2 separate regions of the Homo sapiens genome follow, and region 1 is linked to region 2. A link is a loop called in an ENCODE intact Hi-C map of the cell type or tissue named here. Cell type or tissue: dorsolateral prefrontal cortex. All regions are shown on one strand. Links, peaks and the distances in the headings refer to the core of each region. The heading gives the core; the rest is flanking DNA.

What was found. A loop is a pair of places that touch in the nucleus more often than their neighbours do. Peaks named below come from ENCODE experiments on the same cell type or tissue, not always from the same donor. Only the 100,000 strongest peaks of a DNase experiment are listed, where the experiment ranks them.
Region 1: a loop joins it to region 2, with 2.7 times the contacts of the local background. A loop is called at or near these places in 43 of 110 quality-filtered maps.

The regions. Positions count from the first base shown.
Region 1 is chr19:46,772,333-46,782,745 of GRCh38, reverse strand. SLC1A5 (solute carrier family 1 member 5) reads left to right here. Exons shown (of 8, transcript NM_005628.3): 4 at 197-363; 5 at 3,838-4,071; 6 at 5,341-5,535; 7 at 5,637-5,771; 8 at 6,999-7,863. The coding sequence ends at 7,236. Among named protein-coding and RNA genes, the nearest start is that of SLC1A5, 11 kb to the left of the region's middle. In dorsolateral prefrontal cortex, for the core only: no CTCF peak of the experiment used is centred there; a DNase peak (open chromatin) is centred at 3,952; H3K27me3 peaks cover 485 bases.
Region 2 is chr19:46,828,209-46,838,902 of GRCh38, reverse strand. It overlaps SNAR-E (small NF90 (ILF3) associated RNA E), which reads left to right and starts at 8,199; the gene lies at 8,199-8,318. AP2S1 (adaptor related protein complex 2 subunit sigma 1) reads left to right here. Exons shown (of 5, transcript NM_004069.6): 4 at 104-163; 5 at 355-736. The coding sequence ends at 456. RefSeq lists an enhancer at 194-694. In dorsolateral prefrontal cortex, for the core only: no CTCF peak of the experiment used is centred there; a DNase peak (open chromatin) is centred at 2,052.

The DNA.
Region 1 (10,413 bases), core at 1-8,000, 55 kb after region 2:
ATTCCAGCCCCACCTACTCTGGGCCATCCCTGACGACTAATATATTTCCCCTGGACCTGGACTGGGAGCCTTGGGAGGAAGGGGTCTGAGGGCTGCCTTGTCTCTGCTGGGTCCCAGTGGTGCCAAGGACAGGCCCTCAGTGACTGTGCAGGTAGACTGAGTGTCCTTTCCACCCCGATCTGTTCCTTGCCCACAGGTGCCCGTGGGGCAGGAGGTGGAGGGGATGAACATCCTGGGCTTGGTAGTGTTTGCCATCGTCTTTGGTGTGGCGCTGCGGAAGCTGGGGCCTGAAGGGGAGCTGCTTATCCGCTTCTTCAACTCCTTCAATGAGGCCACCATGGTTCTGGTCTCCTGGATCATGTGGTAGGTGGTGGGAGAGGAGGCTGGGGGTGGGTGGGGTTGGAGGGTCGGTCTGCTGCCAGAGGCAGGTGCGGGGCATTCTGTTTGGGATGGGGCACCCTCTATTCACTCTTTGGAGCCAGATGACCTGCATTTAAATCCAGCATTGACCATTCCCTGTCTATGTGATTTTAGGCAAGTGATTTTCCTTCTCTGCTTCAGTTTCCTCATCTATAAAATGGGAACGGCACTTTGGGAGGAGGTGGGTGGATCACTTGAGATCAGGAGTTCAAAACCAGCCTGGCCAACATGGTGAAACCCCATCTCTACTAAAAATACGAAAAAATTAGCCAGGCATGGGGACACGCACCTGTAATCCCAGTTACTCGGGAACCTGAGGTATGAGAATCACTTAAGCCTGGGAGGCGGAAGTTGCAGTAAGCGGAGATCATGCCACTGCCTGGGCGACAGAGGGAAACTCTGTCTCAAGAAGAAAAGAAAAGAAAGTGAATACGGTACACGGAAGGTCTTAGGACAGTGCCTGGCTTATTGCGTGCCTACAGTAAATCCTAGTAGCTAATATTTATTGGGCTTTTTGCTTGTATAACTTCTGGATACTTCCCACTGGCCAGAACTTGGGTATCTAGCCTCCCTTCTCTGCACAAGTGGCTGGGAAAATATGCCTTTCTTCTGTGACTTACAAGAAGGGACTGGGGAGATAACTAGTCAGTGATGATGGATGGGCGACCGATGATCGAGTAGTCTAGGGAAGTGATGTTGGGAGGCTTTTATTTTATTTTATTTTTTTGAGATGGAGTTTCGTTCTTGTTGCCCAGGCTGGAGTGCAATGACGTGATCTCAGCTCACTGCAAACTCCGCCTCCCGGGTTCAAGAGATTCTCCTGCTTCAGTCTCCCGAGTAGCTGGGATTACAGGCATGCGCCACCATGCCCGGCTAATTTTGTATTTTTAGTAGAGACGGGGTTTCTCCATGTTGGTCAGGCTGGTCTCAAACTCCCGACCTCAGGTGATCCGCCCACCTCGGCCTCCCGAAGTGCTGGGATTACAGGCGTGAGCCACCGCGCCCGGACTTGGGAGTCCTCTTGGCTTGGAGCCATCCCTGGGATCTTCACAGCAGGAGAGGGTGATAATAAACCCACCTGAAGTTTACAGATCACTTATTGTCTGTAAAAAGCTTTAGCTCCTTTCAACTGGCATCTCATTGCATCCTCCCAGCATTCCCGTGAGGAATCTATTGGGTGTTGTGTAATCTGCAATCTGACTCATAGGACCTCCCTCCGGGGGTTGCTGGGAAGATTCAACATCATGTTCAAGGGCAGAGCACATCGCAAATGCTTCATACCTGGGAGTTGTTATTAAGACCCAGGCCATGGTCTTTCTAAAATTTGTATTTATTTTATTTATTTATTTATTTAGAGACAGAGTCTTGCTCTGTCGCCCAGGCTGGAGGTGCAGTGGCACAGTCTCAGCTCACTGCAATGTCTGCCTCCCATGTTCAAGTGATTCTCCTGCCTCAGCCTCCTGAGCAGCTGGGACCAAAGGCACGAACCACCATACCCAGCTAATTTTTGTATTTTTAGTAGAGACAGGGTTTTGCCATGTTGGCCAGGCTGGTCTCAAACTCCTGACCTCAAGCGATCCGCCCTCTTCGGCCTCCCAAAGTGCTGGGATTACAGGTGTGAGCCACCGCTCCTGGCCTTCAAATTTTTATTTTAAAAATGTGTGTTTTGGCTGGTTGTGGTACCTCACACCTGTAATCCCAGCACTTTGGGAGGCTGAGGGGGGAGGATTGCTTGAGGCCAGGAGTTAGAGACTAGCCTGGTCAACATGGCGAAAAACCCTCTCTACAAAAAAATACAAATATTAGCTGGGAATGGTGGTGTACACCTTTAATCCTAGCTACTACTCAGGAGGCTGAGGCATGAAAATCGCTTGAACCTGGGAGGCAAAGGTTGTAGTGAGCCAAGATTGCAACAGTACACTCCAGCCTGGGCAACAGAACGAGACTGTCTAAATAATAATAATAATAGTAATTTAAAAAAACGTTTTTTGAACTAGGATCTCGCTCTGTTGCCTAGGTTGGAGTGCAGTGTGGCATGATCACAGCTCACTGCAGCCCGGACCTCCTGGGTTCAGGTGATCCTCCCACCTCAACCTCCTAAGTGGCTGGGACTACAGACCCCAGCCACAAAGCCTAGCTCATTTTTTTTGTTGTTGTTGTTTAAGAAACTGGGTGGCCCAGTACGGAGGCTCATGCCTATAATCCCAGCACTTTGGGAGGCTGAGGCAGGCAGATCACGAGGTCAGGAGATCGAGACCATCCTGGCTAACACAGAAAAACCCTGTCTCTACTAAAAATACAAAAAATTAGCTGGGCGTGGTAGCACGCGCCTATAGTCCCAGCTACTTGGGAGGCTGAGGCAGGAGAATCGCTTGAACCTGGGAGGCGGAGGGTGCAGTGAGCCGAGATCATGCCACTGCACTCCAGCCTGGGCAACAGAGTGAGACTCCATCTCAAAAAAAAAAAAAGAGAGACATGTTGCCCAGGCTGGTCTTGAACTCCTGGGCTCAAGCGATCTGTCTGCCTTCACCTCCCTGCATGCTGGGATTACAGGTATGAGCCACCGTGCCTGGCCTATTTTTATTTTTTGTAGAGACTGGGTCTCGCTGTGTTGCCCAAGCTGGTCTCGAGAACTCCTGGCCTCAAGTAATCCTCCTGCTTTCACCTCCTAAAGTGCTGGGATTATAGGCATGAGCCACTGTGCCCAGCCTCTTTATCTTTCATCATCTGCAGAGAGCGTATTGGCTCAAGTCATGCTAGCTGCCATAGCAAACCAACCCAGGAAGTGTGAATGGCGCACCTTGATGGACATTTCTTTCTGTCTCCCATGTGAAGTCCAAATCTGGTGACTGCTTCACATGGTGATGGAAGCACTGAGACTTTTTTTTTTTTTTTTTTTTTGAGATGGAGTTTCACTCTTGTTGCCCAGGCTGGAGTGCAATGGCATGATCTTGGCTCACAGCAACCTCTGCCTCCCTGATTCAAGCAATTCTCCTGCCTGAGCCTCCCAAGTAGCTGGGATTGCAGGCATGCGCCACCACGCCTGGTTAATTTTGTATTTTTAGTAGAGACGGGGTTTCTCCATGTTGGTCAGGCTGGTCTTGAACTCCCGACCTCAGGTGATCCACCCACCTCAGCCTCCCAAAGTGCTGGGATTACAGGCATGAGCCACCGTGCCCGGCCTGCACGGAGAGTTTTATCTCCGGGCTGCTCTACCTTTGAGGGGAAAGAGAGCATGAGATTGGCATGGGGGCTTCAGGGGCCAGGCCTGGGAGTGGTGCCCATGCTGAAGCACACATTGCTGGGGCTTCTCCTGACCTCAGGAAGGCAGGAAGATGTGGGTAGGGTGCTGAGCCTCACGCCTGGCCACTGGGCCCGTGGAAGAGGCAACAAGCTGTCTCCTGTGTTACTGATCAGGTACGCCCCTGTGGGCATCATGTTCCTGGTGGCTGGCAAGATCGTGGAGATGGAGGATGTGGGTTTACTCTTTGCCCGCCTTGGCAAGTACATTCTGTGCTGCCTGCTGGGTCACGCCATCCATGGGCTCCTGGTACTGCCCCTCATCTACTTCCTCTTCACCCGCAAAAACCCCTACCGCTTCCTGTGGGGCATCGTGACGCCGCTGGCCACTGCCTTTGGGACCTCTTCCAGGTACGGCCTTGGGGTGGGCTAGGGTGGGATGTTTAATCCGCTAAGCGGCATGGAGCGGATGAAATTTTCTCTGCCCGGGACATTGTATCTGGGTACAGGGGCCATACTTCAGGAGATTCTCATAAGGTCCTGGATTTATCCCCACCCTTAAAAAGATAGGAAATGATTGCCCTAGAGATTTATTTCCCTCTTTCTTACACTGCCTCCCCGTGGCCCTGGAGGCACTCTTTTTTTTCTTTTGTTTTAAACAATGGCGTCTCGCTCTGTTGCCCAGGCTGGAGTGTAGTGGTGTGATCTCAGCTCACTGCAACCTCTGCCTCCTGGGTTCAAGTGATTCTCTGCCTCAGCCTCCCGAGTAGCTGGGACTGCAAGTGTCCCCCACCATACCCAGCTAATTTTTGTGTTTTTAGTAGAGACGGGGTTTCGCCATGTTGGCCAGGCTGGTCTCAAACTCCTGGCCTCAAGTGATCCGCCCACCTTGGCCTCCAAAAGTGCTGGGATTATAGGTGTGAGCTGCCATGCCCCTGGGGGGCTCTTAAGTTCTGCTCTGATTCAACCTCAGAACTCCTTCCACCGTCTCTCCTGGGCATTTCATTCATCCCTGCTGGCCCTGTCCCCTCCCAAGACAATAGTAATTCTTAGTGTATTATTGGTGAGAGTCAGCAGGACCCAGACAGTAGAATTTAGGTGTGAATTGTGTGGGTATTTTGGGAGGTAGTAGTCTATACTCTCCCAGGGGTTCCAGGACTCATGGATTTTGTAATCCTGGTATTGAGTTCCCTAGTGCTGCCTGCTTGTGGGAAAAGAGCTTAGATATAGCAAGTGAGGGCTGGGGGTGGAGTCAGGACATGGTAGGAGGGAAGGGGGGTCTAGGTTAGATGTGGGGGCCTTGGGCCAAGGGACAGACTGGGGACGTGGGTGGGACTTCGGCTGGGCAGGTGGTATGGGCAGGATCTGGTGGGCGGGGCTTTGGCTGGGCAAGTGGTATGGGCGGGATCTGGGTGGGCGGGGCTTTGGCTGGGCAGGTGGTGTGGGTGGGCTCTGGGTGGGCGGGGCTTCAACTGGGTGGGTGGTGCAGGTCAGACCTGGAGGGTGGTTGGGTGACAGGGCTTTGCTTAGGCAGGCTCTGGTGGGGATCCACTGGGTGGGGTGGGTGGGGCTTTGGCTGGTTGGGGTGGGGTAGGCGAGGCCTCACCTGGGCTGGACCTGGAGGGTGGGCGGAGCCCCGGTCAGCAGGTTAACCTAACTCAGCTCCCCCATCCCTTGCAGTTCCGCCACGCTGCCGCTGATGATGAAGTGCGTGGAGGAGAATAATGGCGTGGCCAAGCACATCAGCCGTTTCATCCTGCCCATCGGCGCCACCGTCAACATGGACGGTGCCGCGCTCTTCCAGTGCGTGGCCGCAGTGTTCATTGCACAGCTCAGCCAGCAGTCCTTGGACTTCGTAAAGATCATCACCATCCTGTGAGTGTCAGGGGGCTGCGGATGGGACCCCCGGACCCCTGTTGACCCCCATCTTCTCCCACAAGACAGGCATCTGCCTAACCTCCCACCTTCTCCCTCAGGGTCACGGCCACAGCGTCCAGCGTGGGGGCAGCGGGCATCCCTGCTGGAGGTGTCCTCACTCTGGCCATCATCCTCGAAGCAGTCAACCTCCCGGTCGACCATATCTCCTTGATCCTGGCTGTGGACTGGCTAGTGTGAGTGTGGGTCTGGAGACTGGGGCAGGGCCAGGGGTACCCCTGGGAAAGAGGATGAGTGAGTGAGAGTCCTTAGAGCCTCTGGACAGAAGAGGAAGAGAAGAAGGAAGGAATTCTGGAGGAAATGGGGGGAACCTTGAGCATTCCTGAGGGCAAGGAATGGCATCTTTGTGGCTCTAAGAGGGATGTCAGAAAAGTAGAGCGTCTGTGTGGTGAATACAGCAGACTCTTCAGCCAGACTGCTCAGGTTCACATCCCAGCTCCAACATTCACTGTTGTGACCTCGGGAAGTGCTTAATCTTCCTGCGTCTCAGTTTCTCCATCTGTAAAACGGGGAGAAGAACAGTCTCTCCCTAAGGATTAGATAACAGACACACCTCCCTTAGAGCAGCCCCCAGTAAGCAGTAATTGCTACATAATTATTTGCTATCACGATTAAGCTATTAAGAGTATAAAGATTGGAAAGCAGCCAGGCACGGTGGCTCACACCTGTAATCCCAACATTTTGGGAGGCCCAGGCAGGTGGATTATTTGAGGTTAGGAGTTTGAGACAAGCCTGACCAACATGGTGAAACCCCATCTCCACTAAAAATACAAAAAAATTAGCCGGGTATGGTGGTGTACGCCTGTCCTGTGATCTCAGCTACTCAGGAGGCTGAGGCAGGAGAATCGCTTGAACTTGGGAGGTGGAGGTTGCAGTGAGCCGAGATTGTGCCACTGCACTCCAGCCTGGGCAACAGAGTGAGATCCTGTCTCAAAAAAAAAAAAAAAAAAAAATTCTGGAATTAATTATTGGCAATGGTTGCACAAGTCTGAATATACTAAAAAATACCAAGATGGACACTTTTAAAAGGTTAATTTTATGGTAGGTGAATTATAATTTTTTTTCGAGACACAGTCTGGCTCTGTCACCCAGGCTGGAGTGTAGTGATGTGATCATGGTTGTGATCACTGCAGCCTCCACCTCCCAGGCTCCAGCGATCCTCCTGCCCCAGCCTCCTGAGTAGCTGGGACTATAGGTGTGCACTACCATGCCTGGCTAATTTTTTTTTTTTTTAAATATATATAAAGATGGGATCTCACTATGTTGCCCAGGCTGACTCCAACTCTTAATTTTTACTTTTTAGATTCCAGGGGGAGAGAGGCAGGAGGCTTAGGCCTTGGCCCTTTCCTTCCCTCTCACCCTCTCCCCTCCCGCTTACTTTGCTGTCATTTCTACCCCTTTAGCGACCGGTCCTGTACCGTCCTCAATGTAGAAGGTGACGCTCTGGGGGCAGGACTCCTCCAAAATTACGTGGACCGTACGGAGTCGAGAAGCACAGAGCCTGAGTTGATACAAGTGAAGAGTGAGCTGCCCCTGGATCCGCTGCCAGTCCCCACTGAGGAAGGAAACCCCCTCCTCAAACACTATCGGGGGCCCGCAGGGGATGCCACGGTCGCCTCTGAGAAGGAATCAGTCATGTAAACCCCGGGAGGGACCTTCCCTGCCCTGCTGGGGGTGCTCTTTGGACACTGGATTATGAGGAATGGATAAATGGATGAGCTAGGGCTCTGGGGGTCTGCCTGCACACTCTGGGGAGCCAGGGGCCCCAGCACCCTCCAGGACAGGAGATCTGGGATGCCTGGCTGCTGGAGTACATGTGTTCACAAGGGTTACTCCTCAAAACCCCCAGTTCTCACTCATGTCCCCAACTCAAGGCTAGAAAACAGCAAGATGGAGAAATAATGTTCTGCTGCGTCCCCACCGTGACCTGCCTGGCCTCCCCTGTCTCAGGGAGCAGGTCACAGGTCACCATGGGGAATTCTAGCCCCCACTGGGGGGATGTTACAACACCATGCTGGTTATTTTGGCGGCTGTAGTTGTGGGGGGATGTGTGTGTGCACGTGTGTGTGTGTGTGTGTGTGTGTGTGTGTGTGTGTGTTCTGTGACCTCCTGTCCCCATGGTACGTCCCACCCTGTCCCCAGATCCCCTATTCCCTCCACAATAACAGAAACACTCCCAGGGACTCTGGGGAGAGGCTGAGGACAAATACCTGCTGTCACTCCAGAGGACATTTTTTTTAGCAATAAAATTGAGTGTCAACTATTTAATCAGGTGTTCTTGAGAATTTGACTTAAAGCACTGGCCACTGCAATGACAGTATCTGCTCATCAAGAAACACCACTGGGCTGGGCATGGGGGCTCACACCTGTAATCCCAGCACTTTGAGATCACTCCAGGCCAGGAGTTCAAGACAAGCCTGGGCAACATAGTGAGACATCGTCTCTACAAAAAAATACAAAAATTAAGGCCGAGCACGGTGGCTCACACCTGTAATCCCAGCACTTTGGGAGGCCGAGGCGGGCGAATCACGAGGTCAGGAGTTCAAGATCAGCCTGGCCAACATGGTGAAACCCTGTCTCTACTAAAAATATAAAAATTAGCCAGACATGGTGGTGGGCGCCTGTAGTCCCAGCTACTCAGGAGGCTGAGGTAGGAGAATTGCTTGAACCCGGGAGGCAGAGGTTGCAGTGAGCCGAGATCGCACCACTGCACTCTAGCCCGGGTGAAAGAGCAAAACTCTGTCTCAAAAACAACACAAAAAATTAGGCAGGTGCAGTGGTGCACACCTGCAGTCCCAGCTACTCAGAAGTCTGCGGTGGGGAGGATTCCTTGAGCCCAGGAGTTTAAGGATGCAGTGACCCATGATCATGCCACTGCACTCCAGCCTGGGCAACAGAGTGAGACCCTGTCGCTTTTTTTTTTTTTTTTTTTTGAAACGGAGTCTGGCTCTGTTGTCTGGGCTGGAGTGCAGTGCAGTGGCACGATCTTGGCTCACTGCAACCTCCGCCTCCCAGGTTCAAGCGATTCTCCTGCCTCAGCCTCCGAAGTAGCTGGGACTACAGGTATCTGCCACCATGCCCAGCTAATTTTTGTATTTTTAGTAGAGACCGGTGCCTCAAGTGATCCACCCACCTTGGCCTCCCAAAGTGCTGGTATTACAGGCGTGAGCCACCACGCCCAGCCAGACCCTGTCTCTTAAACACCACGGGAAACCACAATGAGACACCACTATACACAGTAGAATGGCTGAATACAAGACCAAGGGAGGATGGGATACAACAGGACTCCTCATCTCTTGGTTGGTGCTCCCTTAGTAGATGGCTGAGTTGTTTTGGAAAATAACTGGGCAGTTTCTTAATAAAGTTAAAAAATACAGGCTGGGTGCAGTGGCTCACGCCTGTAATCCCAACACTTTGGGAGGCCGAGGTGGATGGATCACCTGAGGTCAGGAGTTCGAGACCAGCCTGGCCAACATGGTGAAACCCCGTCTCCACTAAAAATACAAAAATTAGCCGGGCGTGGTGGCACATGCCTGTAGTCCCAGCTACTTGGGAGGCTGAGGCAGGAGAATCGCTTGAACCCAGGAGGCAGAATGTTGCAGTGAGCCAAGATCTCACCATTGCACTCCAGTCTGGGTGACAAAAGCAAAACTCTGTCTCAAAAAAAAAAAAAAATATATATATATATAATATATATTTATTTACTATGCAGCTTAGGAGTTGCACTCCTGGGTATTTACCCAAGAGAAGTGAAAACTTTTGCTTTTACAAAAATGTGTCCACAAACGTTTAGCTGCTGTACTCATCATTGCCAAAATTTGGGAACAAATCAATTGGATACACTGGTACATTCATACAATGGAAGATTACTCAGCAATAAATAAGAGCGATATCGACCTACACTGCAACAGAAATGCATTTCAGATAATTTGTTGAGATAAAGAAGCCAGAGACGGTAAATACTGTATAGTTCCATTTAGAGGAGGGCTAGAACATGCTCAACTGGCCTATGGTGGGAAATCAGAACAGTGGTGACCTTTGAGAATGAATATGGGGCCAGGCACGGTGGCTTCATGCCTGTAATCCTAGCACTTTGGGAGGCCGAGGTGGGCGGATCATGAGGTCAGGAGATCGAGACCATCCTGGCTAATATGGTGAAACCCCATCTCTACTAAAAATACAAAAAATTAGCAGGGCATGGTGGCGGGCGCCTGTAATCCTAGCTACTCTGGAGGCTGAGGCAGGAGAATGTGGTGAACCCAGGGGGCGGAGCTTGCAGTGAGCCGAGATTGTGCCACTGCACTCCAGCCTGGGTGACAGAGCAAGACTCCATCTCAAAAGAAAAAAAAAATAGCATATTGATCAGAAGGGAGCACAAAAGAACCTTCTATGATAAAGCAAATATCTTACCTTGATTTGGGTGATGATTCCACAGATGGATGCATTTGGGAAAGTTAACGAACCTGTACACAAATCACATGCATTTTGCCCTGTGTGCCTTCCAGTTAAATTTTTTCTACAATCTGGGTGTGGTGGTTGGTACGTATCTGGAGTTTCCACTACTCAAGAGGCTGAGGCGGCGAGAGAATCACTTGAGCTCAAGGGTTCAAGGCTGCAGTGAGCTATGATTATGTGACTGCACTCCAGCCTGAGCAACAGATTGAGACCCTATCTCTTAAAAAAATCTGCACAAGGAGAATCGCTTGAACCCAAGAAGTGGAGGTTGCAGTGAGCCAAGATTGCGCCACTGCACTCGAACCTGGGCAACAGAGCAAGACTCTCTCAAGAGCAACAACAACAAAAATCTGCACAACGCAT
Region 2 (10,694 bases), core at 1,431-9,430:
GTCTCTTTTTTTGCTGTCTCTTTCTGATGACCTTGTTCCCATCTCTGTGCGTGTGTGGCTCTCTCCCTGCCCATCTCTTACCATCTCTGCCTTCCTCTCCCAGGTCTTAAACGAATATTTCCACAATGTCTGTGAACTGGACCTGGTGTTCAACTTCTACAAGGTAGGCTCCTGGTGAAGAGGAGGCTGAAGGAGCCAGAGGAGGGGGACGGGGGGGACCCGTGGTGCACTAGCCACCCGGAGCCTCTGCTGAGGTCTGTGTCCCAGCTCGAGGGGCATCAGAGCCCCAGCTTCCAGGGTCCGGGCCAGCATCCTGGGGGGCCTCGTCTCACCCCAGGGTCTCCCCTCACACAGGTTTACACGGTCGTGGACGAGATGTTCCTGGCTGGCGAAATCCGAGAGACCAGCCAGACGAAGGTGCTGAAACAGCTGCTGATGCTACAGTCCCTGGAGTGAGGGCAGGCGAGCCCCACCCCGGCCCCGGCCCCTCCTGGACTCGCCTGCTCGCTTCCCCTTCCCAGGCCCGTGGCCAACCCAGCAGTCCTTCCCTCAGCTGCCTAGGAGGAAGGGACCCAGCTGGGTCTGGGCCACAAGGGAGGAGACTGCACCCCACTGCCTCTGGGCCCTGGCTGTGGGCAGAGGCCACCGTGTGTGTCCCGAGTAACCGTGCCGTTGTCGTGTGATGCCATAAGCGTCTGTGCGTGGAGTCCCCAATAAACCTGTGGTCCTGCCTGGCCTTGCCGTCTTTGAGCCCTTGCCTGTCTCCCCTGGGAACCAGATACCTAGGATGCCTTGCCTTCAGTCCATCAGTCAGTCAGTCAACAAACGCCCCTCATTGTGCTGAGCAAGGTGAGACACCCAGGTGCTCTTCAGACCTGCTCCTGCTCACCAAGGGCCCCCAGGCTGGAAGGGGTGATGGGTTTAGATTCCAGGCACTTGCTACTAAAATAACAATACTCAGCTAATGCTGAAGGGCACTCACCCTCTCCCAGGCATTGTTCTAAGCAATTGACATGTCTTACCTTACTTAAAGCTCACTAGATTATAAGTCTGGGACTATTTTTTTTTTTTTTGAGACATGGTCTCACTCTATTGCCCAGGCTGGAGTGCAGTGGCAGGATCATGGCTCACTGCCGCCTTGACCTCCTGGGCTCAGTTGATCCTCCCACCTCAGCCTCCCAAGTAGCTGGGACTACAGATGTGTGCCACCATACCTGGTTAATTTTTTTTTTTTTTTTTGAGATGGAGTTTCGCTCTTTTTGCCCAGGCTGGAGTGCAATAGCGCTAGCTCGGCTCACTGCAACCTCTGCCTCCCAGTTTCAAGTGATTCTCCTGCCTCAGCCTCCAAAGTAGCTGAGATTACAGGTGCGTGCCACCATGCCCAGCTAAGTTTTTTTTTTTTGAGATGGAGTCTTGCTCTGTTGCCCAGGCTGGAGTGATCTCCTGGCTCAAGTGATCTTCCTGCCTTGGCCTCCCAGAGTTCTGGGATTACAGGCGTGAGCCACTCTATCCGGCCAAGGACAGGACTGTTATTATCCCCATTTTCCAAGTGAGAACATTGTTCCAGGAATGTTTCAGGAACATTAAAAGACTTGACCAGGCTGGGCGCAGCGGCTCACGCCTGTAATCCCAGCACTTTGGGAGGCTGAGGCGGGTCAAGAGATTGAGACCATCCTGGCCAACATGGTGAAACCCTGTCTCTACTAAAAATATAAAAATTAGCTGGGCATGGTGGCATGCACCTGTAATCCCAGCTACTCAGGAGGCTGAGGCAGGAGAATTGCTTGAACCCGGGAGGCAGAGGTTGCAGTGAGCCGAGATTGTGCCACTGCATTCCAGCCTGGGCAACAGAGCGAGACTCCATCTAAAAAAAAAAGACGACTTGACCAAGGTCTGTAGCTAGTCAGTAGCCAAGCCAGGTTTGTTTTGAGCCAGTTTTGAAGCCAGGTGGGTAGCTCCAGAACCCTCATTTTTATCTGCTCGCCCCGGTGGTTGTTGGAAATGTAGGCACTGGGCTTGATGATTTGTGTTTCTTGGCAACAGCACTGCTGGCATTTGGGCCAGGACAATCCCTCATTGTGAGGCTGCTCCAGAAGTGGATGGACTTTTGACTTCCACCCACCAAGTGCCAGAAGTGGCCTTCTGGCCATTGTGATGATAGAAGCCACCCCTGAGTGTTTCTAGGGCCCTCTGAAGTTAAGGGGCCCCCGATGCCCACTGAGAGCAGAGTGTGGGGGCTGCTGGCCACACCTATGCCTGGCATCCTTCGCAAGCTGAGAACACCCTGGCCCCTGTCAGTTTCTTTCCTTCCTTCCTTCCTTTCTTTTTGACAGGGTCTTATTCTGTCACTCCCCAGGCTGGAGTGCAATGGCACAATCTTGGCTCACTGCCACCTCTACCTCCCAGGCTCAAGTGATTCTCCTGCCTCAGCCTCCCGAGTAACTGGGACTACAGGCGCCTGCCACCATGCCCGGCTAATTTTTGTATTTTTAGTAGAGACGGGGTTTCACCATGTTGGCCAGGCTGGTCTCGAACTCCTGAGCTCAAATGGTCCGCCCGCCTCAGCCTCCAAATTGCTGGGATTGCAAGCCTGAACCATGGTGCTCAGCCTCTTTTTATAAATATAAACTAGCATGTTAGTTTTTTATTGCTGCTGTAACAAATTATCACAAACTTAGCGGCTTAAAACAACACAATTTTATTCTCAATGAAATCTGAAATGGGTTTCAGTGGGCTAAAATCAAGTTGTCAGCAGAGCTGTCTGGACCATCTAGGAGAGAATCCTTCCCTGCCTTTTCCAGCCTCTAGAAGTTGCCTCCTGTTCTTGGCATGTAACCCTATCCTTCATCCTTCAAGCCAGCTGCGGAGCATCTTCCAGTCTCTCTCTCTCTGGCTCTGACTGATTTTCCTGCCGCTTGCTTTTACTGATAAGGACACCTGTGGTTACATTCGTCCCACCTGGATAATCTAGGATCATCTCCCCATATCAAGACCCGGACTGTAATCACAACTGTAAAGTCCCTTTTACTGTGTAAGACAACACATCTACAGGTTCCGGAGATGAGGATGTGGACATTTAGGGCGTGCTATTATTCTGCCTGCCACTTATATGGTGTCTATGTAAGAACTGGGGGCTGGGCGCAGTGGCTCACATCTATAATCCCAGCATTTTAGGAGGCCAAGGTGGCAGATCACTTGAGATCAGGAGTTCAAGACCAGCCTAGCCAACGTGACAAAACCCCATCTCTACTAAAAGTACAAAAATTAGCCAAGTGTGGTGTTGGGCACCGATAATCCCAGCTACTCAGGAGGCTGAGGCATGAGAATCACTTGAACCCAGGAGGCTGGGTTGCAGTGAGCCGAGATAGTGCCACTGTACTCCAGTCTGGGCGACAGAGTGAGACTCTTTTTGTCCCAAAAAAAAAAAAAAAAAGAAAAGAAAAGAATTTGGGCCGAGCATGATGGTTCACACCTGTAATCCCAACACTTTGGGAGAACGAGGTGGACGGATCACTTGAGCCCAGGTGTTCAAGACCAGTCTGTCCAACATGGTGAAACCTGTCTCAAAAGAAGAAAGGAAAGGAAAGGAGAGGGGAGGGGAGGGGAGGGGAGATTGGTTTTGTTAAGGTCAAAATCACACTCTGCTAGCCGAGTTAACCAGAGAGAGGATTCTAGCCGATGGAACAGCAAGTGCAAAGGCCCTGAGGCAGAACTTGCAAGAAGGCCAGTGTGGCTGGAACAGAGTAAGCAGAAGGGGGTTCGAGATGGTTCAGAGTGGGACTGGGGATGGGAGGGGAAGTCCGATCACACAGGGCCTGCTCGGGTTTATTCTGTGTCTGATGCCCGCTATGGGAAGGATGTTTCATTTTGGAGAACCTGGGGGATGGTGGTAACAGCTTTTTTGGGATACATACAATTCACCCATTTATGGTATTACAATTCAGTGGTTTTTGTTATATTCACAGAGTTGGGTAACTATCATCACAACCCATTTTAGAATATTTTTATCACCCCAAAAAGAAACCTTATCCTTCAGCCATCACCCCTCAATTCCCCTAGCACCTGGCAACCACTACTCCACTTTGTGTCTTATTGGATTTGCCTGGGCAGTTCATATAAATAGGATCATTTAATATGTGGGGCATGGGACAGTTTTGTGCCAAATCTGATGTAAGAGGTCAAGAATTGGGAGCAGAGCTTGGGTGCAGTGGCTCGTGCCTGTAATCCCAGCACTTTTGGAGGCCGAGGCAGGCGGATCACCTGAGGTCAGGAGTTTGGCCAACGTGGTGAAACCCCGTCTCTACTAAAAATACAAAAGTATCCGGGCGTGGTGGCGCATGCCTGTAATCCCAGCTACTTGGGAGGCTGAGGCAGCAGAATTGCTGGAACCTGGAGGGTGGAGGTTGCAGTGAGCTGAGATCACGCCATTGCACTCCAGCCTGGGTAACAAGAGTGAAACTTCGTCAAAAAAAAAGAAAAAAAAAATGTGCCTAACTAGCTACTGTAACACTTGACATGGATGAAGCTGGAAAACATTAAGCTAAGTGAAAGAAGCCAGACACAAAAGGCCGGATATTGAATGATCCATTATAGGAAACATGCAGAAAAGGCAAGTGCAGAGAGACAGAAAATGATGACGGGTTGTCAGAACCCAGGGGAAATGGGAGGGAGATGATAGCTAAAGGGTACTGGGGTTCTTTCTTGTTTTGTTTTGTTTTTAGAAGACAGGGTCTCACTCTGTCTGCCAGACAGTGGTGTGATCATAGCTCATTGCAGCCTCGACTTCTTGGGCTCCAGTGATCCTCCTCCCTCAGCCTCCCGAGTATCTTGTACTACAGGTGTGCATCACCACACCTGGCCAATTTTTTTAAAAACTTTAATTTTAATTTTTTTTTTTTTTGAGACAGAATCTTGCTCTGTCGCCCAGGCTGGAGTGCAGTGGCACAATCTCGGCTCACTGCAAGCTCTGCCTCCCGGGTTCACGCCATTCTTCTGCCTCAGCCTCCCGAGTAGCTGGGACTACAGGTGCCCACCACGCCTGGCTAATCTTTTGTATTTTTTAGTAGAGACGGGGTTTCACCACGTTAGCCAGGATGGTCTCGATCTCCTGACCTCGTGATCTGCCCGCCTCGGCCTCCCAAAGTGCTGAGATTACAGGCGTGAACCACTGTGCCTGTTTTAAACCTGGCCAATTTTAAAATTATTTTTCTTCGAGACAGGGTCTCGCTATGTTGCTCAGGCTGGTCTCAAACTCCTGGCCTTGAGCAATCCTCCTGCTTCAGCCTCCTTTTTACTTGTTTTTCTTTCTTTTTTTTTTCTCTCTTTCTTGATTTCTTATTTCAATAACTTTGGTATGCCCTGGCCTTCTGAGGGGCGGGGATTACAGGCGCAAGCCACTGAACCTGGCTTGGGTTTCTTTTCTTTCTTTACTTTTTCTTTTCTTTTCTTTTCTCTTCTCTTCTCTTCTCTTCTCTTTTCCTTTTCTTTTCTGTCTTTCTTAACTTCTTTTCTTTTCTTTTTTTTTGTGAGGGAATTTCGCTCTGTTGCCCAGGCTAAAATGCAATGGCATGATCGCAATGATCTCAGCTCACTGCAACATCCACCTCCCGGGTTCAAGCGATTCTCCTGCCTCAGCCTCCCAAGTAGCTGGGACTTCAGGCACATGCCACCATGCCTGGCTAATTTTTTTGTGTGTTTTTTTTAGTAGAGACAGGGTTTCACCATGTTGGCCAGGCTGGTCTCGAACTCCTGACCTCACGTGATCCACTCGCCTTGGCCTCCCAAAGTGCTGGGATTACAGGTGTGAGTCACTGCGGCCGGCCGTATACTTTTTTTTTTTTAGTGGAGTCTCCCTCTGTCGCTAGGCTGGAGTGCAGTGACACAGTCTCGGCTCACTGCAACCTCCACCTCCCGGGTTCAAGGGATTCTCCTGCCTCAGCCTCCCAAGTAGCTGGGACTACAGGCGCACGCCACCACGCCCAGCTAATTTTTGTATTTTTAGTAGAGACAGGGTTTCCCCATGTTGGCCAGGATGGTCTCAATCTCCTGACCTCGTGATCCACCCCCCTCCTGCTCCCAAAGTGCTGGGATTACAGGCGTGAGCCACCGCGCTTGGCCGAAGTATACATTTTAAATAAGTGAATTGAATGGTATGTAAATATATGTCAACAAAGATGTTACAAAACACCTGAATGAATGACATTTACCTTGTAGTTGTAAACAGAAAAACAACGAAAATGCACAAGAATTTTTTTTTTTGAGAGAGAGAGTCTTGCTCTGTCTCCCAGGCTGGAGTGCAGTGATGCGATCTCGGCTCACTACAAGCTCCGCCTCCCAGGTTCATGCCATTCTCCTGCCTCAGCCTCCCAAGTAGCTGGGACTATAGGTGCCTGCCACCACGCCCGGCTAATTTTCGTATTTTGTTTAGTAGAGACAAGTTTCACCGTGTTAGCCAGGATGGTCTTGATCTCCTGACCTCATGATCCGCCCACCTCGGCCTCCCAAAGTGCTGGGATTACAGGCGTGAGCCACCATGCCTGGCCACACGAATGTTTATAGTGGTTTTATTCACCAAAAACTGGAAACAACCTAAATATTCTTCAAAAATGAATAGAAAAACAAACTCTGGCCCCTCCAGGCAATGGAGCACTCCTCAACATTGAAAAGGAATGAACCCGGCCAGGCGCAGTGGCTCGTACCTATAATCCCAGCACTTCGGGAGGCCAGGGCAGGAGGATTGCTTGAGGCCAGGAGTTCGTGTCCAGCCTGAGCAACATAGTGAGACCCCCATCTCCACCAAAAAAAAAAAAAAGAAAAATATCCTGGACATGGTAGGTATCACACCTGCGATCCCAGCTACTTGGGAGGCTGAGATGGGAGGATTGCTTGAGCCCAAGGTATTGAGGCTGCAGAGAGCCAAGATCTAGCTACTGCACTCCAGCCTGGTCAACAGAACAAACCCTATCTCAAAATAAAGAAATAAGGCCAGGCACAGTGGCTTACATCTGTAATCCCCGCACTTTGGGAGGCCGAGGTGGGTGGACCAGCCTGGCCAACATGGTGAAACCACATCTCTACTAAATACAAAAAATTAGCCGATGTGGTAGCGCATCCCTGTAATCCCAGCTACTTGGGAGGCTGAGGCAGGAGAATCGCTTGAACCCGGGAGGCGGAGGTTGCAGTGAGCCAAGATTGTGCTATTGCACTCCAGCCTAGGCAACAGAGCGAAGCTCCATATTGGAAACAAATTAATAAATAAAACACATAAATACATAAATAAATTTCATGCACGTACTTGTGAGGATATAACTGGTTTTTTCGATGTCTTAGGATCACACCGTATGTGGTTCTGCAGCTTGCTATCAGTGCATCTTGGAGGTGATTCTGTGTATAGTCTGTGTGGAATCCCGTTATGTGGGTGCATCCTATGTTACTTAACCAGGCCTGCGTGGCTCCTCCTAATGAAGATGAAAGAATGTCTTTGCCCACGTGCATTTTCACATACATGTGGAGGGTAAGTACCTGGAAATGAATCTCTGGGCTGAAGGGTACATGTATCTGTAACAGGTCATTTGATAGGTTCACCCCAATTGCTCTCCAAACGGGCTGTGCTGATTTTTACTCTCTGGTAGCATAGGAGGAGACCCCCTGTTTCCATGTAGCTTTGCTACTGTGCGATCTCACTATGTTTATTTTATTGTGCCTGGTTACCAATGAGGTCGAACATTACTAGTCATTCATATTCCTCTTCTGTGTTGGTACAAACCTTTTGACCATTTTCCTCCTGTGCTGTTTGTCATTTTCTTGTTTATTTGTAGTAGCTCTTTATTTATTGTGGATCCACAGTCTGTCATACATGTCACAAACATTCCCCCCAGGCTGCTTTTGTCTTTTGACTTTGTATGTGGTATCTTTTTTCAGGAAGAAGGGTTTAGTGTTTTGCTTTCTGTTAGTCTTTCTTCATTGTATATTATGGCCTTTGGGAAGGTTTATCCAGGACAAAATGTTTATAAAAATAGAGCAGGCAGTTTATAAAAGAAATGGATGAAGGGAGAGACTAACGTCAGAGCTTCCCTCTTCCCCACTACATCCTGTAGAACGGGGCTTTAAGGAGCTATTTCTGCTGTTCTTCTCCCTCCCATATTAAATAAAATGATGTATATTAAATAAAAACAGATGTTTTGTAGATAAGAAAACAGGTGGAGCCATTGTGGCTCCAGCCGGTTGCGCGGGCCCTCGGACCCTCAGGGAGGCGAGGGTTCGAGGGCACGAGTTCGAGGCCAACCTGGTCCACATGGGTTGAAAAAAAAAAAAAAATTAAAAAAAAAAAAAAAGGCCGGGCGCGGTGGCTCACGCCTGTAATCCCAGCACTTTGGGAGGCTGAGGCGGGCGGATCACGAGGTCAGGAGATCGAGACCATCCTGGCTAACACGGTGAAACCCCGTCTCTACTAAAAATACAAAAAAAATTAGCCGGGCGTAGTGGCGGGCGCCTGTAGTCCCAGCAACTCGGGAGGCTGAGGCAGGAGAATGGCGTGAACCCGGGAGGCGGAGCTTGCAGTGAGCCAAGACAGCGCCACTGCAGTCCAGCCTGGGCGAAAGAGCGAGACTCCGTCTCAAAAAAAAAAAAAAAGAAAAAGAAAACAGGTCTGTGTGTGTGTAAGTGTGTGTGTGTGTGTGTGTGTGTGTGTGTGTGTGTGTGTGTGTGTTGGGGCTGTGTGGACGACAGGGAGGTAGGGAGAGGTAAAAATGAAAGCCATCTGCCAAGGAACCTCATCTCCGCAGCCTCTGACTCAGTAACTTTCCACTCAGTAACTGAAGGAAACTGCTGGAAATGGGGAGGAAGCTGTTAATGCCTGGAGCTGGCCACCAGGGCATCGGGCAGATTCCTGGATACCCGGGGGTGAGGGTGTTTACAGCTACTCAAGGACAAACTCGGTGGCCTGGACACTCAGTGCCTTCAGGAAGTCCTTGGTATTTAATTGCCTGGGAAAATGCATCTGTTCCCATGTGCGAAATGGGGAATCCACAGCAAAGGTGTTTGTGTGCCTCACTGCACGGAAACTGCATTTCGCGTCTGAATTTTATGTCAAGAGAAAAGCTTAAAAGTACAGAACTCAGCCAGGCGCGGTGGCTCACACCTGTAATCCCAGCACTTTGGGAGGCCGAGGCAGGCGGATCACTAGGTCAGGAGTTCGGGACCAGCCTGGACAATATGGTGAAACCGCATCTCTACTAAAAATACAAAAAAAATTAGCCGGGCGTGGTGGCACGTGCCTGTAGTCCCAGGTACTCAGGAGGCTGAAGCAGGAGAATCGTTTGAACCCGGGAGGTGGAGGTTGCAGTGAGCTGAGATCGTGCCACTGCACTCCAGCCTGGGTGACAGAGCGAGACTCCATCTCAAAAAAAAAAAAAAAAAAAAAAGAAGAAAGAAAAAAATGCAGCACTGACGCATGCTACAACATGAGTGAACCTCGAAGATGTGATGCTGAGTGAAAGAAGCCAGACACAAGAGGCCACCTAGCACAGAATTCCATTCACATGAAATGTACAGCACAGAGACAGATGGTAGATTAGTGGTTGCCCGAGGCTGGGGGAAGAGGAGAGCAGGGAGTGTTTACTTAATGTTTGTGGAGTTTCATTTTTGGGTGATAAAAATGCTCTGGGCTGGGCATAGTGGCTCACGTCTAATCCCAGATTTGGGAGGCTGAGGCAGGAGGATCATTTGAGCCGAGGAGTTTGAGACCAGCGTGAGTAAAATAGCAAGGCCCTGTCTCTATGAAAAAAATAAATAAATAAATAAATAAAAATTAAATTCAACTAGCCAAGCATGGTGGCTCCTGCCTGTAATCCCAGCTACTTGGGAGGCTGAGGTGGGAGGATCATTTGAGCCCAAGAGTTGGACGCGAGGCTGCAGTGAGCTGTGATCACACCACTGCACTCTAGCCTGGGAGACAGAGCGAGACCCTATCTCAAAAAAAAAAAAAAAAAAAGAAAAAAGGATCGGGTGAGTGGAGGGAACTTTGAGGACAGGCCAACAGGTGCAGCAAACCACCATGGCACACATATACCTACGTGACAAACCTGCACGTTCTGTACATGTATCCTGTTTTTTTTTTAGAAGAAATAAAGAAAAAAAAAGAATTGTACATGTTGCTAACACATAAAATTGATGTATCTTCTGTGCTCAATGACTCAGTCTAGTGGCGGAAAAAATGACCCACATTCACGGTGTGACGTATTCTACAGTAGAAACTTATAGCTAGTGTCATTAGTCATCAATAATTTATCTATGCTAATTTTATGCTTTTTATAAATCTGAACTGTCAACTGTGTGTATGATTTCTTCCTCTTATCATAGATTTCATATTAAATAAAATGTAATACATCAGTATTTAATCTCCTAAATTTGATAACTATGCTATACATATATATATATACATATCTATATGTGTGTATATATATAAAAGTATCTTTGTTGATGGCATTAGAGGACACTGAAGAACAACATCCAAAAGATTATTATTTCTTTTTTTGAGACAGAGCCTTGCTCTGTGGCCAGGCTGGAGTGCAGTAGCGTGATCTCGGCTCACTGCAACCTCTGCCTCCTCAGTGCAAGCGATTCTCCTGCCTCAGCCTCACAAGTAGCTGGGACCACAGGCATGTGCCACCACACCCAGTTAATTTTTTTTGTAC